Linked DNA regions of Homo sapiens: region 1 is linked to region 2. A link is a loop called in an ENCODE intact Hi-C map of the cell type or tissue named here. Cell type or tissue: heart right ventricle. All regions are shown on one strand.

The links. Hi-C counts contacts between places; a loop is a spot of excess contacts. Peaks named below come from ENCODE experiments on the same cell type or tissue, not always from the same donor. Only the 100,000 strongest peaks of a DNase experiment are listed, where the experiment ranks them.
Region 1: a loop joins it to region 2, with 9 times the contacts of the local background. A loop is called at or near these places in 79 of 110 quality-filtered maps.

Annotation. Positions count from the first base shown.
Region 1 is chr21:31,600,770-31,608,769 of GRCh38, forward strand. No RefSeq gene overlaps it. Among named protein-coding and RNA genes, the nearest start is that of TIAM1-AS1, 46 kb to the left of the region's middle. In heart right ventricle, a CTCF peak has its summit at 4,024 (motif pointing left); a DNase peak (open chromatin) is centred at 3,992.
Region 2 is chr21:31,198,209-31,206,208 of GRCh38, forward strand. TIAM1 (TIAM Rac1 associated GEF 1) reads right to left here. Exons shown (of 28, transcript NM_001353694.2): 12 at 4,700-4,804. Among named protein-coding and RNA genes, the nearest start is that of TIAM1, 140 kb to the right of the region's middle. In heart right ventricle, a CTCF peak has its summit at 481 (motif pointing right); a DNase peak (open chromatin) is centred at 3,583; H3K27ac peaks cover 1,038 bases.

The sequences.
Region 1 (8,000 bases), 400 kb after region 2:
ACTTCTGGCATCCAGGACTGTGCGAGAATACATTGCTATTGCTTAAGCCACTCAGTTTATGGTGTCACAGTGGCCCTAGCAAACCAACACAGATTTTGGGACTGGTACCTGTGCATTTGGCCTTTTTTGGAAATAGGTCCATTGCACATGTAAATAAAATGTATGTTAAGATAAGGTCATTCTGGAATAGGATGGGTCCTTATAAAAAGAGAAGAGGCCGGGTGTGGTGGCTCATGCCTGTAATCCCAGTACTTTGGGAAGCTGAGGTGGGTGGATCACTAGAGCCCAGGAGTTCAAGTCCAACCTGGGTAACATAGTGAGACCTTGTCTTTTTTCTTTTTTTTTTAATTTTTTTAAATTTTTTTTTAGACAGAGTCTTCCTCTATTGCCCAGGCTGGAGTGCAGTGGCGTGATCTTGGCTCACTGCAACCTCTGCCTCACGGGTTCAAGTGATTATTTTGCCTCAGCCTCCTCAATAGCTGGGATTACAGGCACATGCCACCACGCCCTGCTAATTTTTCTATTTTTAGTAGAGATGGTGTTTTGCCATGTTAACCAGGCTGGTCTCGAACTCCTGACCTTAAGTTATCCACCCATCTCGACCTCCTAAAGTGCTGGGATTATAGGTGTGAGCCACCGCACCTGGCTGAGACTTCATCTTTAAAAAAAAAAAAAAAAAAATTAGCCAAGCATGGTGGCATGTGCCTGTAGTCCCAGCCACTCAAAAGGCTAAGGTGGGAGGATCCCTTGAGCCAGGGAGGCAGAGGCTGCAGTGAGCTGTGATTGCACCACTGCACTCCAGCCTGGGTGACAGAGGAAGATCCAGTCTCAAAAGAAAAGAAAGCAAAAGAAAAGAAATACTTCCCACGTATATGTCAACTCCTTTCTCCCTTGTCTTTCTCAGCTGAAGAGAGTGGACAGTGAAACACTAATTCCAAGCCTCCTTTGAAGCTAGGTGTGACCATGTGATGCAGCTTTGAGATGTAGGCAATGAGATATCAGTTGAAAGCCCTGGGAAGCTTTCTTTTCCTGAATATAAAGGCAAATGCTTAAGAGGAGAAGGTTTTTGCTCTCTGTCCTTTGCCATGCCTCATTTTTCACACCTGGAATATGGATATGATGGTTTAAGGTACTGCAGCTATTCAGTGTCAGGAGAAGAAAATGACAGGCTGGGCGTGGTGGCTCACGCCTGTAATCCCCCACTTGGGGAGGCCAAGGCGGGCAGATCTCCTGAGGTCAGGAATTTAAGACCAGCCTGGCCAACATAGCAAAACCCCGTCTCTACTAAGAATACAAAAATTAGCTGGGTATGGTGGCGTGCACCTGTGATTCCAGCTATGTGGGAGGCTGAGGCAGGAGAATCACTTGAACCCGGGAGGTGGAGGTTGCAGTGAGCCGAGATCGAAATTGCGCCACTACACTCCAGCCTAGGGGACAGAATGAGACTCCGGAGTCCAAAAAAAAAAAAAAAAAAAAAAGCAGCAGCAGCAGCAGCAGAAGAAAACTGGATGCTAAAGAGAGGGAAAGGAGGCAGGGCGGGGCGCAGTGGCTCAGGCCTGTATTCCCAGCACTTTGGGAGGCCAAGGAGGGTGGACCACAAGGTCAGGAGTTCAAGACCAGCCTGGCCAACATGGTGAAACCCCGTCTCTACTCAAAATACAAAAATTCCCTGGGTGTGGTGGCGCGTACCTGTAATCCCAGCTACTCAGGAGGCTGAGGCCAGAGAATCGCTTGAACCCAGGAGGTGGAGGTTGCAGTGAGCCGAGATTGTGCCACTGCACTCCAACACTCCAACCTGGACAACAAGAGTGAGACTCTGTTTAAAAAAAAAAAAAAAAATGGAGAGAGATAGAGAGAGAGGGAAAGGAAAAGAGAAGGGTTCCATCAGCAGCTGCAGCAGTCCTTGGTTACCTGCTCCTGGATTGCTTGTTACATGCTTAAGCCATTGTTTTTTGTGTTTCCTGCTGCTCACGGCTAGAAGCTATTCCAATGGACATATGTTAGATAAATCAATTTGTAGCAGGTTGAATGATTGAAACCAAGGGATTTAATCAGAGCTGGTTTCATAGGGGTGTGACCAGTGCAGTCACACAGGGCCCCACATTCAGAAGGGCATATGCTTGACTTAAACCTCCACTGTCTCCACTTTGCCTGCATTTTCATTTTGCACTGGGCCCTATAAATTATGTAGCCAGCCAGTCCTGGGTTTAATGAATCAGTAGGATCCTAAATGAAATTGGTAAATGATCAATAAGCTCTGTCCTCAAAGTTGACCATTCGACATTTTTATTAAAGTCACAGAAGAGGACATAGAAGACACTATCAGATTTGTAAGTAGCACAAAATTTGATAAATGGCCAGTTAGTTAGATGACACATTTAATATTTTTTTAAAAATCTGAATAGTCAGGAAACTCAAATCTAAAAGAAGACATCTAACAAGAGATAAATGAGAACCCCTGTATTTGGATTTATTGTTTTTTCAAACACAAGGGCAGAACAGTTCATGTGGAAGGAGCTTTGTTGTAGGGTCAGGGGGTTGGGGTCTTGCAATTGCAACACTATGTGTCTCAAGTAAATCACTCCTTCTTTGGGTCACAATGCCTTCATTTGCATGCTAAGGGGTTTAGGTGGGTGATATAGGATCAGTCGCACGATTCTAAGTGAGCGATTGCCCTGGATTTGAAAATCTTGCCATATAGTGATACTTGGTAATAATATTTCATGTAGGAAGGAGTCATGTATATATCGTCTTAAAACTTGGAGCTGGTTGGTATCAGGTGAGTGGGTTAGGATTGATACCCCCCGGCCTTTTACCCTAGTGACACACACACACACACACACACACACACGTACAATATTAATGTGCATATAATAGTTATAACTGAAGATATCATATATATGATTTATAAGTCATTTTATTTTTATCACATTTTATTATAGTCACCCAGAATATACATTATCAAATAAAGGTTTGTATATAATACACTCCTAATGAGAAAAACTCATGTAATATTACCCTAACATTTATTGTTTAAAATTGATGTAATATTTTTCTAACATTCAAAAACCTGTTGGAATTTGGGTTGTCTTTTTGCCCATTTGTGGACATCAGAAATTGCCTTGTGTGTTACAATTGCTAATGATGTTAATACTACTTGTGGAGCATACCAGGACTGGGAAAGATTGGTTGTACAAAAATACAAGGAAAACATTCATCATTCATTTTTTTCTCATCATCATACTCCCCAACCCCACAAGAAATCAAGCCTCAATTGTCATGGAATTATTGGCTAGTGACCAGCAATAAAAGAGTGAAACAATTAAATAGAATCCAGTGCCCCCAGGCTTGTGCTATTAACATCAAAAGAGAACTTGGCTGGGTGTGGTGGCTCACGCCTGTAATCCCAGCACTTTGGGAGGCTGAGGCAGGGGGATCACCTGAGGTCAGGAGTTCGAGACCAGCCTGGCCAACATGGTGAAACTCCATCTCTACCAAAAATACAAAAATTAGCTGGGCATGGTGGTATGCGCTTGTAATTCCAGCTACTAGGGAGGCTAAAGCAGGAGAATTGCTTGACCCCAGGAGGTGGAGGTTGCAGTGAGCTGTGATTGTGCCACTGCACTCCAGCCTGGGAGACAGAGGGAAACTGTGTCTCAAAACAAAATAAAACAAAACCAGAACTCACCTCCTTTTCTTATTGCAACAATTAAATGAGATGATTCAAGCAAAGTGCTGGGTGCAAGGTAAGCCCTCAGTAAATGAATTCTTATAATCATGCCTCCACCTCATGGGCAAAACTACCAGCTAAATCCTTTTCAGTGTCAAAGAAATGAAATTCAAGGAAACTAAATCAATTAGAGCCAGACAGGAGGCTACCCGTCTTTGAACCGAAACAAGAGGAACAAGGCCAGGGTGGGAAAGAAGGCCAGGGGTGTAAACTTCGTTTCCATTTACACTAGAGTTACCTACAAAATGAAATTCTCCCAATGTCAAAACAACAGTGAGGTGGTGGCGCCACCTGCTGGTCACTAAGACACAGTTCTGTGGCAACTGAGGCTTGATCTCTTAGTGGTTGTGAGGAGGAGAAAATGAATGATGAATGATTTCCTTGTATTTTTGTACAACCAATCTTTCCAGGCCCTTTTGTGCTCAGCAGGTAGTAATAACATTGTTAGCAATTTTAACACACAAAGCAATTTCCGATGTCCACAAACGGGTAATTTTGCACTTAGATGATACTAGGGAAAACACACAAGCCTTGTTTTCGTAGGACAGCCTGGTCGAAAGAAAATGGATTTTGTAGTTCATCCCAAGTTCTAATTCCAGCGCAGCCACTTGCCGGGTGGTCTTGGGTGAATTACTTAACCACCCTTAGCCTTTTTTTCTCTGCTGTAGAGTGACTAACAGAGCCTTCGAACAGGGTCTGGGTAGACTTGGGGGCGGTGGAGAGTATCTCGAAGACTTTCCAAAGGCTTCGAAAGCACATGGGTGGTTTTAAGAGAAGCAGTGTGCAGATTCCCAACCTCCACTTTCTCCCTGATACGGTTTGGAACTGTGATCTCACCCAAATCTCCTGTCGAATGGTAATCCCCAGTGTTGAAGGTGGGCCTGGTGGGAGGCGATGGGATCTTGGGGGTGGATTTCTCATCAGTGGCTTAGCTCCATCCCCTTGGTGCTGTTCTCCTGACGGTGAGTGTGTCCTTGCGAGACCTGGTCGTTTAAAAGTGTGTGGCGCATCCTCCTTCGCTTTCTGTCTTGCTTCTGCCATGTAAGACGAGCCTGCTCCCCCTTTGCATCCACTATGAGTAAAAGTTTCCTGAGGCCTCCCCAGAAGCAGAAGCTGCCATGCTTCCTGTACGGCCTGCAGAACTGTGGGCCACTTAAGCCTCTTCTCTTTTTTTTTGAGACAGAGTTGCACTCTGTCGCCCAGGCTGGAGTGCAGTGGCAAGATCTTGGCTCACCACAACCCCCCCTTCCTGGGTTCAAGAGATTCTCCTGCCTCAGCCTCTTGAGTAGCTAAGATTACAGGCGTGCGCCATGATGCCCTGCTAATTTTTTTTTCTTTTTTTGAGACAGAGTCTTGCTCTATCGCCCAGGCTAGAGTGCAGTGGTGTGATCTCGGCTCACTGAAACCTCTGCCTCCCAGGTTCGAGCAATTCTCCTGCCTCAGCCTCCCAAGTAGCTGGGATTACAGGCACCCGCCATTGCGCCTGGCTAATTTTTGTATTTTTAGTAGAGACGGGGTTTCACCATGTTGGCCAGACTGGTCTTGAACTCCTGACCTCAAGCGATCTGCCCACCTCGGCCTCCCAGAGTGCTGGGATTACAGGTGTGAGCCACCGCGTCCTGCCTCGAGCTGGTTTTTAGACTTCATGATCCTTCCTCCCCTTTACTGGAGGAACGCATGCCAGTCACTTGCTCTCAGTTTTACTAAAGTTCACTTTCTTCCCAGGTAACCCCTGGGGACTAAACAAAGGCACAAATGGAAATACCTGTGCAGGGGATGAAAATGTGAATGACTAATAATAGGGTAACAAGCCCTGATGAGTCATTTTATTTCCCAAGCATTGTTTTACCCCAAATTGAAGGAAGACCTAATTGAGTTTCCTACTATTTAAAGTATTGAAAGTTATTTCACTAAATGATTTCTGACATATAATACTGAAGGAATTCAAAGGATTGATTAACGTCACTGTAATAAGCCTCTTTCCAGACCATCTCTTGATTTACGACAGGCTGGTTTCTCAGAGCATACATCTTTTTAAAATTATTATTAAATAATTATAGATTCACTGGAAATTGCAAAGATAGACAGGACTGATGTACCCTTCACCTAGTTTTCTGCAATGACTAATCTTATCAAAGGAGAATAGCAAAACCAGGAAATTGACATTGGTATGACATATGTGTGTAGTTCTGTGTCATTTGCTTACATGTGTAGATTCACATAAGGCATGGTGGCTCATGGCTGTAATCCCAGCACTTTGGGAGCCCAAGGCAGGCAGATCGCCCGAGGTCAGGAGTTCGAAATCAGCCCATGGTGAAACCCCGTCTGTACTAAAAATATGAATATTAGGTGGGCATGGTGGTGTGCGCCTGTAATCCAGCTACTCAGGAGGCTGAGGCAGGAGAATAGCTTGAACCCAGGAAGTGGAGGTTGCAGTGACCTGAGATCACGCCACTGCACTCCAGCCTAGGTGACAGAGCAAGACTCCATCTCAAAAAAAAAAAGAAGATATGGAATGATTTCATCTAAAAGATCTCCCTCGTGGTGCCCCTTTATTGCCACACCCACCCCATGCCCCCACCATCCCTCACCCCTGGCAACTACTGATTTGTAATCCATCTCTATAATGTTGTCATTTCAAGGACATTATAAAAATAGAATTATACATATATGCAACTTTTTTTTGAGACAGGGTCTCACTCTGTTGCCCAGGCTGGAGGGCATTGGAGCAATCTTGGCTCACTGCAGCCTCCAACTCCTGGCCTCAAGCAATCCTCCTCCTTCAGCCTCCCAAGTAGCTGGAACTACAGGCACACGCCACCACGCCTGGCTAATTATTTTATTTTTTGTAAAGATGGGGTCTTACTTTGTTGCCCAGGCTTGTCTTGAACTCATAGGCTCAAGTAGTCTCCTGCCTTGGCCTGCCAAAGTGCTGGGATTATAGCCATGAGCCACCCCACCACCTGCAACTTTTTGAGATTGGCTTTTTTCAACCTTCATAATGCTCTTGAGATCCATCCAAGTTGTTGCAGGTATCTATGGTTCTTTTTTTATAATGCTGAGTAGCTTCTCACAGGGCATACCTCTTTATGTATAAAAAATGAGGATAGGCTGGGTGCAGTGCCTCACACCTGTAATCCCAGGATTTTGGGAGACCGAAGCGGGCGGATGGCTTGAGATCAGGAGTTCGAGACCATCCTGGCCAACATGGTGAAACCCTGTCTCTACAAAAAATTAGGCGTGATGTCATGTGACTATAGTCCCAACTACTTGGGAGGCTGAGGTGAGAGGATCATTTGAGCCAAGGAAGTCGAGTCTGCAGTGAGCCGAGATCATGCCACTGCACTCCAGCCTGGGTGACAAAGTGAGACCCTGAAGAAAAAAAAAAAGAAATAAATAAAGAAAGAAAGAGAGAGATGGACAGAGAGAAAGAAAGAAAGAAAGACAGAAAGAAAGAAAGAAGAAAGAGAGAGAGAGGGAGGGAGGGAGGAAGGGAAAAGAAAGGAAAAGAAAGAAAAGAAAGAAGGAAAGAAAGACAAGAAAATAAAGAAAAAAAACTAAGGAGTGCTGGGATTACAGGCATTAGCCACCTTGCCAGGCCCACAATCTTTTATCTTAACCTGAACATTCCCTTTATTTATTTATTTATTTATTTATTTTTCATTTTTTTGAGACGGATTCTCGCTCTTGTCACCCAGGCTGGAGTGCAATGGTGCGATCTCAGCTCACTGCAAACTCCACCTCCCAGATTCAAGAGATTCTCCTGTGTCAGCCTCCCGAGTAGCTGGGATTACAGGCGACCGCGACCACGCCCAGCAAATTTTTGCTTTTTTAGTAGAGACGGGGTTTTGCCATGTTGGCCAGGCTGGTCTCGAACTCCTGGCCTCAGGTGATCTGCCCAATTCTGCCTCCCAAAGTGCTAGGATCACAGGCACAAGCCACCGCGCCTGGACTGAAAATTCCCTTTCTAGCAATCCCAGGTCTTTAGACAAACTCAACCAATTGTCAACCAGAAAATGCTTAAATTCACCTGGAGGCGCCCCCCCACTTCATCCCCTGCTTTGAGTTGTCCCTCTTTTCTGGGCCAGACCAATGAATTCAATGAATTTCTTAAATGTATTTGATTGATGTCTCATGTCTCTCTAAAATGTATAAAACCAAGCTATGCCCCAACCATCTTGGTCACATGTTCTGAGGACCTCCTGAGGGCTGTGTCACAGGCCACGGTCACTCATATTTGGCTCAAAATAAATCTCTTCAAATATTTTAC
Region 2 (8,000 bases):
GGCAGGTAGAAAAGAGTGGCCAGTTTCTTCTCTTTATTTGCTTGGGGCATTTGAAAGGTCAGCATAATACTTGTGACTCAGGAGCCTGAGAAAGCGTTTGCTATAATAGAATGCCAAGGAGTGTGGGGGATAGGAACGTGGACAGGACAGCTTGGATCCTTTTAAACACCTCAATTTAATGCAATTTCCACCAAATGCAACGTGTCAAGGGCATGACTGAATGTGGTTTCAGTGTTATACTTTAGAAATGTTTCATACTGATACATTTACAAATGAGAAGAAATCAGTTATACTACTTTTTCATTCAGAAAATAGCCACCAAAACTCTAAATACTAAATTCAATAAGGTTTACAATGTATAACCTAACACCACAAAATGCTCAAGGAAATGTTATCAACTACGTTCACTTCAACTTATCAGGAGCCTTACTTTTATTTTTTAAAACTTTAAGAGCCAAACCCTTCCTCCAGGTGGCAGTATATAACTGTTTGTTTTAATCATTTCCACAGGATCTAGTGGGACTAGAGCTTTGTGCATAATCTTTCCTATATTTTCATAATACTACTTCCTAGTTTTCTTTGAAATTAGTGTGAATATCACTGTGTCTTTTGCTGGTCTCAGACAACAACTCAGTATCATAAGACAGGCCCGCTGGCCACAACATCCTTAGGCTGGTTGGACTAAAGCCAGGTTTAGTGAACAAAACTAAAACTATATCTCAAGAAGCGTTTGTACTTTAAAATATATTTTCAATGCAACCACGATATCTGGAACTAGAAATCTGGAAATTCAGTAGTTTTATACATAAATGCACTTAATGATGAAATAGCTCACATCTTCCCTTTCTTTTATTAAATCAATAATGTTGCAACTTTCCCTGTTTTCAAAAACTGGATGAGAAGATCACCAGATTTTAAGAAAAAAATTGCTTACCTAGGGCTCTTGAGTTCTCACAAAATCAGGATCATTTCTTTCTCTGTCTCCTTTGGGTGGCTTGGTCTGAGCCACCGTCACGCTCTTGCCTGACGATGACTCTCTACAGCCTTCTATGGGCCCTGGCTGCTCATCTTCTCATGCCCTATGGGCCCACTCATCTGCCATAGTGAGCCTTTCAAAGCCGACAATGCCCTTTCTCTCTGGGGTTTCCTATGGCACTTAGGCTCTACATGGCCTATCCTTTTTCCCTCCCCCCCACCATCTCCTGCATCCCCTCTTTCGTGCCCTCTCCGCCAATCCTCCTCAAACACCAGGTAAGCCACCTCCACCATGGCCACCCTCCCCCTGCCCAGGCCTTAGCCAGCTTTGTTCTCTCAGCCTAGAACATTTTTTTTTTTTTTTTGAGACAGAATCTGGCTTTGCCACCCAGGCTGGAGTGCAGTGGCACGATATTGGCTCCCTGTAACCTCCGCCTCCCGGGTTCAAGCAATTCTCCTGCCTCAGCTTCCTGAATAGCTGGAACCATAGGCGTGTGCCACCATGCCTGGTTAATTTTTGTATTTTTAGTAGAGATGGAGTTTCAGCATGTTGGCCAAGCTGGTCTCGAACTCCTGACCTCAGGGGATCCACCTGCTCAGCCTCCCAAAGTGCTGGGATTACAGGCGTGAGCCACCATGCCTGGCCAGCCTAGAACACTTGTCTGCAAAATACCTCTATGATTCCACTCCCTCTCTTCACTCACTCACCCTGTTCGAACATCACATTAAAAAAAAAAAAAAACACACAAAAAATAAATAAAATAAAATAGCAACAAGACCCACTGCAGATGTGCCATCTCCCTCTCTCTACTTGCCCCAACTTCTTGTCTCTCCAGGCTTTGAACATTCCCTGACATATTACACATTCACATGTATTTTTACTTGTTTCTGCAAACTTGAATACAGGTTCCACCAGAAGCAGAATTGTTTTGGTGTATCCCCAGTGCCTAGAACAGCTAGAGTAGTGCCAGGCATACAAATGCTAAATAAATATTTGCTAGATGATAGCTGGGTGTGGTGGTGGGCAACTCTATTCCCAGCTACTTGGGAGGCTGAGGCAGGAGAATTGCTTGAACCAAGGAGGCAGAGGTTGCAGTGAGCCAAGATCGCGCCACTGCACTCCAGACTGGGCAACAGAACAAAACTTCATCACAGAAAAAAAAAAAAGTGATATCTTTATATTTACAAACCTTAAACTGAAAATCAGCATTTCCTTTTATCCTAAATGAATGTAGGCAACAAACATAGTAATAGTAGCAGTGCCTGTGACTCCGTCACGAATGGAAATCACAGTTATTTTCATATCATGTTTTAGCTGCTGCTAGTGTCTCAAAATATTATTTATGCTCATCGTTACCTCAGAACAGTGGTAGCTATTAGATCTACTGCTAGGTCTTGTAATTTAATGGTCTAGCTATTAGGTCTATGTCTACCTATTAAGCCTTATAATTTAATAAGCTAATAAATAAGAACATATATTACCAATAATTCAAAAAATATTTTTGAGAACTATTTCAATATATTTAGGGCACAGGTAAGCCTATGTATTCTATTTTACGCGATTGAAAATATCATTCTGAGAAGGGGTCTGGAGGCTCCACCAGGCTACCAAAAGTATCCAAAGGACAAAATAATTAAGAACCTTGGTTGAAACAGAGGTTTTGCAAGACTGTGGCATTTGCATCCTTACAGATCTATGGGCTGGAGACCTTCTGCAACAGGCCAAGAAATAATACCATGGTCTCCCTGTACTTAAGATTCTTTTAAAATACATATATAGCTATCTGCATACAAAAATTGTAGATCCAAACAGACTAAAGAGACCACACAATGGGCAAGGCTTAAAAATAATGAGTCCATACAATTTCAAAAACTATGTCTGAAGTACCTATACCTCTTATGTGAAAAATATGAGGAACATGGAACCTGGTTAGGCATGATCCCTATAATTCAGGATGCAAAATACTCATTAACCCCAAGATGCAAAATATATAATCTAATAACTCTTCTAGTGTTAGCAGGAAAGCACTTCCCTTTTTTAAGTAAGAAAAAAGGGTTTTCTTTCCTTTACTCATACAGCAGCACCAAGACTGGCCTTTTCCCCAGGCCAGAAAAAGAATACATCAGCCCTCTCTGTTAAATGTACTGAACACAGAACAGTTACTGATTTAAGTGATAGTTGGAAAAGGGCTCATTATTTTGATAATCTTCTATTGCATAACGTGCTATAAGTGTTACAAAAGCACACGCTCTCTTACATTTCCTTAAAAGCCCTTAAAGGGGCACAAGGTAACTTTTCAGATAACAGAAATGTTCCAAAGCATGATCACAGCAGTGGAAACAAGACTGTATACATTTGTCAAAACTCATTGGATTGTGTCCTTAAAGTTGGCAAGAGTTTCCTTAAATGTAAAGTATACCTCAATAAAGTTGACTAAAAACACAATTTCCTACTCATTTTTAAATCATGCTTCCCTTTTCCAAAAAGAGAATAATACTTGGGTTTAAATGTTCAGTTCCGCTTTCTGTGGTGAAACCCTCTCTGAAGTCACTGTTATTCACACATCCATGGCAAGCAGTCAGAGCCCCCAGAGGAATGACTAAGAACAGAGAGAGCACAGGAACTCCAAAATAGAGGCGCCTTGCTCCCAAAATGTTTCTTTCCTGGAACTGACAAACGCACCACTTTGCTAAAGAGCAAAGAGCTTGTCACTGGGCTTACTGCAATAACAACCATTGTAATTTACCAAGTAAGCATATTATCTCTAATCTTTGTAAAATCCTAGAAATTAAGTATTAGCATTTCATTTTTTTTTCTTGGCTAGTTCCATATGATTAGTAAGCAGGTCTGATTCAGAACCCCAGTCCCATAAGTATGTTCAAACTCAAATATATGTAAATGTCCCCGAGAAGCTATATAAATACAGTTCCAAAAGACTAGGACATAGATGGCAGCTTTTTTCACCCAACAAGATTTGATCCAGCAGTTTCAACATGGCTACGGATGTCACACAAAATTAGAATTAGCACTGTTTTCTGTAACAACAACCAGCTGATTTTTAAGTCACCAATTAAAATAAAAGACTGGCCGTGCGCAGTGGCTCACGCCTGTAATTCCAGCACTTTGGGAGACTGAGGTGGGAGGATCACTTGAGCCCAGGAGTTCAAGACCAGCCTGGGCAACAAAGCAGGATCCTGTCTCTACAAAAAAAAAAAAAATTAAAAAATAAAAGTTCGTCAGCCATGGAGCTGCGTGCCTGTGGTTCCAGTTACTCAGGAGGCTGGCACAGGAGGACCACTTAAGCCCAGTAGTTCAAGGTTGAGGTGAGCTATGATCACACCACTGTACTCCATCCAGCCTCGGTGACAGAGTGAGATCCTGTCTCTAAACAACAAAATAAAAATACTAAAATACAATAAAATAAAAGATTGCCAATGCAAGGAAAGCTAGTATTATAATAATGACTAAAGTTCTATCTAAGAGATAGCTCTAGATTTTGATTTGTCATGATAGCACTGCACTGCTTCGTGCGTAAACAAAGGTGATCATTCCACTCTGGAATACTGAGCTAAGTAGGGCCATCTCCACCAACTTAAGGGCTATGAATGAAGCTCATTTATTTTTGAACTCGTTCCACTCCACCAACTACAATTAACACGAGAACACTCATAATTTGAAGATAATCTCCCATAAAGTGTGCTTGGACAACAGTCATAACATTACCAGCTCATAGATGTCTTCCTCGGGCTGTGGAACATAGAGCTGCATTTTGTTTTCTATTAGAAATTTCAGGCGCAGGTAATGAGCAGAATGATCCAGTTGATGTGTCTGGGACAAAAAAGAAAGAAAGAAAGAAAATGTCTGTTCAATAGTAAATAGGCACAATTAGTTCTCCACCAACATACGATGTATTCCTATGACCAATAGAGTTTGTTGTTGTTGTTGTTGTTGTTTTGAGATGGAGTTTCACTCTTGTTGCCCAGCCTGGAGTGCAATGGCGCAATCTCGGCTCACTGCAACCTTCGCCTCCTGGGTTCAAGTGATTCTCCTGCCTCAGCTTCCTGAGTAGCTGGGATTACAGGCGCCCACCACCACGCCCAGCTGATTTTTGTGTTTTTAGTGGAGATGGGGTTTCACTATGTTGGCCAGGCTGGTCTCGAACTCCTGACCTCAGGTGATTCACCCGCCTTGGCCTCCCAAAGTGCTGGGATTACAGGCGTGGGCCACTGCTCCCGGCCCAATAGAAATTTGATGCTGAATGGGGGTATAAAGTTTCTATACTTCTTAAAAAGTTTACATCGTAAATGCAAAGTTTTAAAATAACTTTCATTGAACACACTGGTAACATTCCAAGGGTATCTTAGGATTCAATGGAAACAACTGACTCACATCTCCACGCCTCCTTATTTGATTCATTGTGCTCTCTAACACTGGTAAAATTTTCAACACAACACAGCAGATCAAAAAGGTTCTTAAATATAACTTCATAGATAGGTGATTAAAGAAAAGGGTAACAAGAAAGGTAAGAAAATACTGTATTTACAATGAGAGAAAAAAGCTGTGCCCAGGCAAAGTTGTTTTTTTAACCACATAGGGACAGTGGGACAGTTGTTAACAGTTCATTTGCAAGCGAGTCAGTGTGAAGACAAGGCTTTTGGACTTCAATCTTATTTATATACTCCCCAAGTGAGACTCCCTCCAGGGGCAGTGCTAATAGGCGTGTGTCCAACTATGGAAACACACTGAATGACTCGCTCAAAGAAAACAATTCTAAAATTGAAATTTTCAAGGACCCTTTAGTCCAGGATGGAACAATAGATTTTTTCTTCCTGTCTAAAAAGTAATCTTTGAATTAATTTTGAGGAATAAGTAATAATACCAACATGGTTTTATAAATCATTCTCAGTAGACAGTCAAGAGGATACAGGGAAAAAAAGAAAATGCTCTCCAAAAGTTACACAGCAACATGAAAATATATTGCTAGAGAGAAAATGTTTAAACCAAGTGATTTTTTTAAGCATCCTTATCTTTTAGGGGTACATCCTAAAGCGCTAATAGATAGAAATGATATAATGTCTGGAATTTGCTTCCAAAACAAATAAGAGTTGGGGGTGGGAGTGAGTAAATCGATAAAACTTAATTTGATCATTACAGATGCTAGGTGATAGATACATGAGAATTTATTACATTGTTCCCTACTTTTATACAAATTGGACATTTTTCACAAAATAAATATAAAACCTCTTCACATTCAAAGCTCTGCAGGTGAGAATTATTTCAAAATAAATAAAGTTAATTTTAACTGGTTCAGTACTCTTTCTACTTACCCCACCCTCAAAATAATATTTTTAAAGCCAAACTAACAGCATTCCAATAACCATTCCAGTAATATATATTCAGTTACACTTAACGAACTCTTAGATACGCCAGACACCATGTGCAGTAGTGAGAATACAGAAACTAATACAACATAAATGCAGTCTTCAGGAGTGTCTGCAGCTGCAGGTAAAAGCTATGTAGATGTGGAAGGTGAGGCAGCAGTGGTTTAGCATTTTAAATAAATATGTACATGCAGGACAGGCAACCTGCATTCTTGTAAAAGCACATTTCCAGAAAGTGGAAATGAGTTCACTCTGAACACATAGCAGAAGGATAAAGTTTTCTATCAGTGATTCTTGGGAACCCCAACCTTTCTCCTCTCCTGAGTAATATGATAGTTTGCAGCCTGCTGTGCCAGACACAGATGCCATTCACCGAACATGTCCCAGTGCACCTGGCTTTTGTCCTTTCACTGCCTATATTTGAGACCAGATGCTCAATGTCTGACAGATCCAAGATTGTTGATGTCAAAGATAATAAGGCTGGAGGCGAAAGCCCAGGGAACATAAAACAGGAACTTTTTAAGTGTGCTACTTACTGCTGGAGAATCATCAAGATAAATAAACAACAACAAAATACTAATATTTAGGGTGATGTGATGAGCAAGAAAAGTTTTCCTAAGAGAGATCGAAGCTGCAAATGTTTCCCACCTACCTGGGTCCTCACTGAAATCTTTAATTAGAAGCAAAAATTTTGGTTCACCATCTGTTTCCGACTGAGGCGGAAGGGAAAGAAATGAAATTTCATGGGTTCTTAGTAACAGGAACAAATTCACTTGGAAACCTTATCATCATCATTAATAAACACTTTGTGGGCACTCCTTAATGAGACTGCCACTGAAACAGACTGTCTTCCAGAAATCAGGCCAAAACAGCAACCTCACCCAAGAAGTTCTGGTTCCTGAAACTTCAGTGTGAGAGACAGCCCACTGTCAGGCACAAATAGCCTAAGGTGGTCCTGGTGTGGACTGCGGAGAACTGCAGCATCCCCTAAATGCTACAGTACTGAAAACATTTATACAAACATGCAGAGAATGTCAAGGCACCTCACTTGAATTGTGTAATGCATTGCAGAGAACTAAAGAATGATAAATATAGCAATGGTAATAAGAATGATTCTTGGCTGGGCATGGTGGCTCATGCCTGTAATCCCATCACTTTGGGAGGCCAAGGTGGGCTAGTTGCTTAAGCCCAGGAGTTTGACCAGCCTGGGTAACATGGTGAAACCCTGTCTGTATCAAAAATACAAAACTTAGCCACGCATGGTGGGGTGAGCCTGTAGTCCCTGTAGGCTACTCAGGAAGTTGAGGCGGGAGGATTGCTTGAGCCTGGGAGGGCAAGGCTGCAGTGAGCTATGACTACACCACTGTACTTCAGCCGGGGGACAGAGTGAGACCCTGTCTCAAAAAAAATTAATAAATAAGTAAAAGGAAAAAAAGATTATTGCCACAAACCATCATATTTTTCAAACTTCTTTAAGTTACAATAATGTCTTGATAACTTTAAAAAATAAAAATCAGCACAAGCAGCAAACATGAAAATTATAATGGTCTTACTTGTAACTTAAGAGCCCTAATTTTGGTCAGTAAATAGTTACTCTCAAAACAGGACATTGGATCAAAATATATACCAGTGTGTCTTACTAT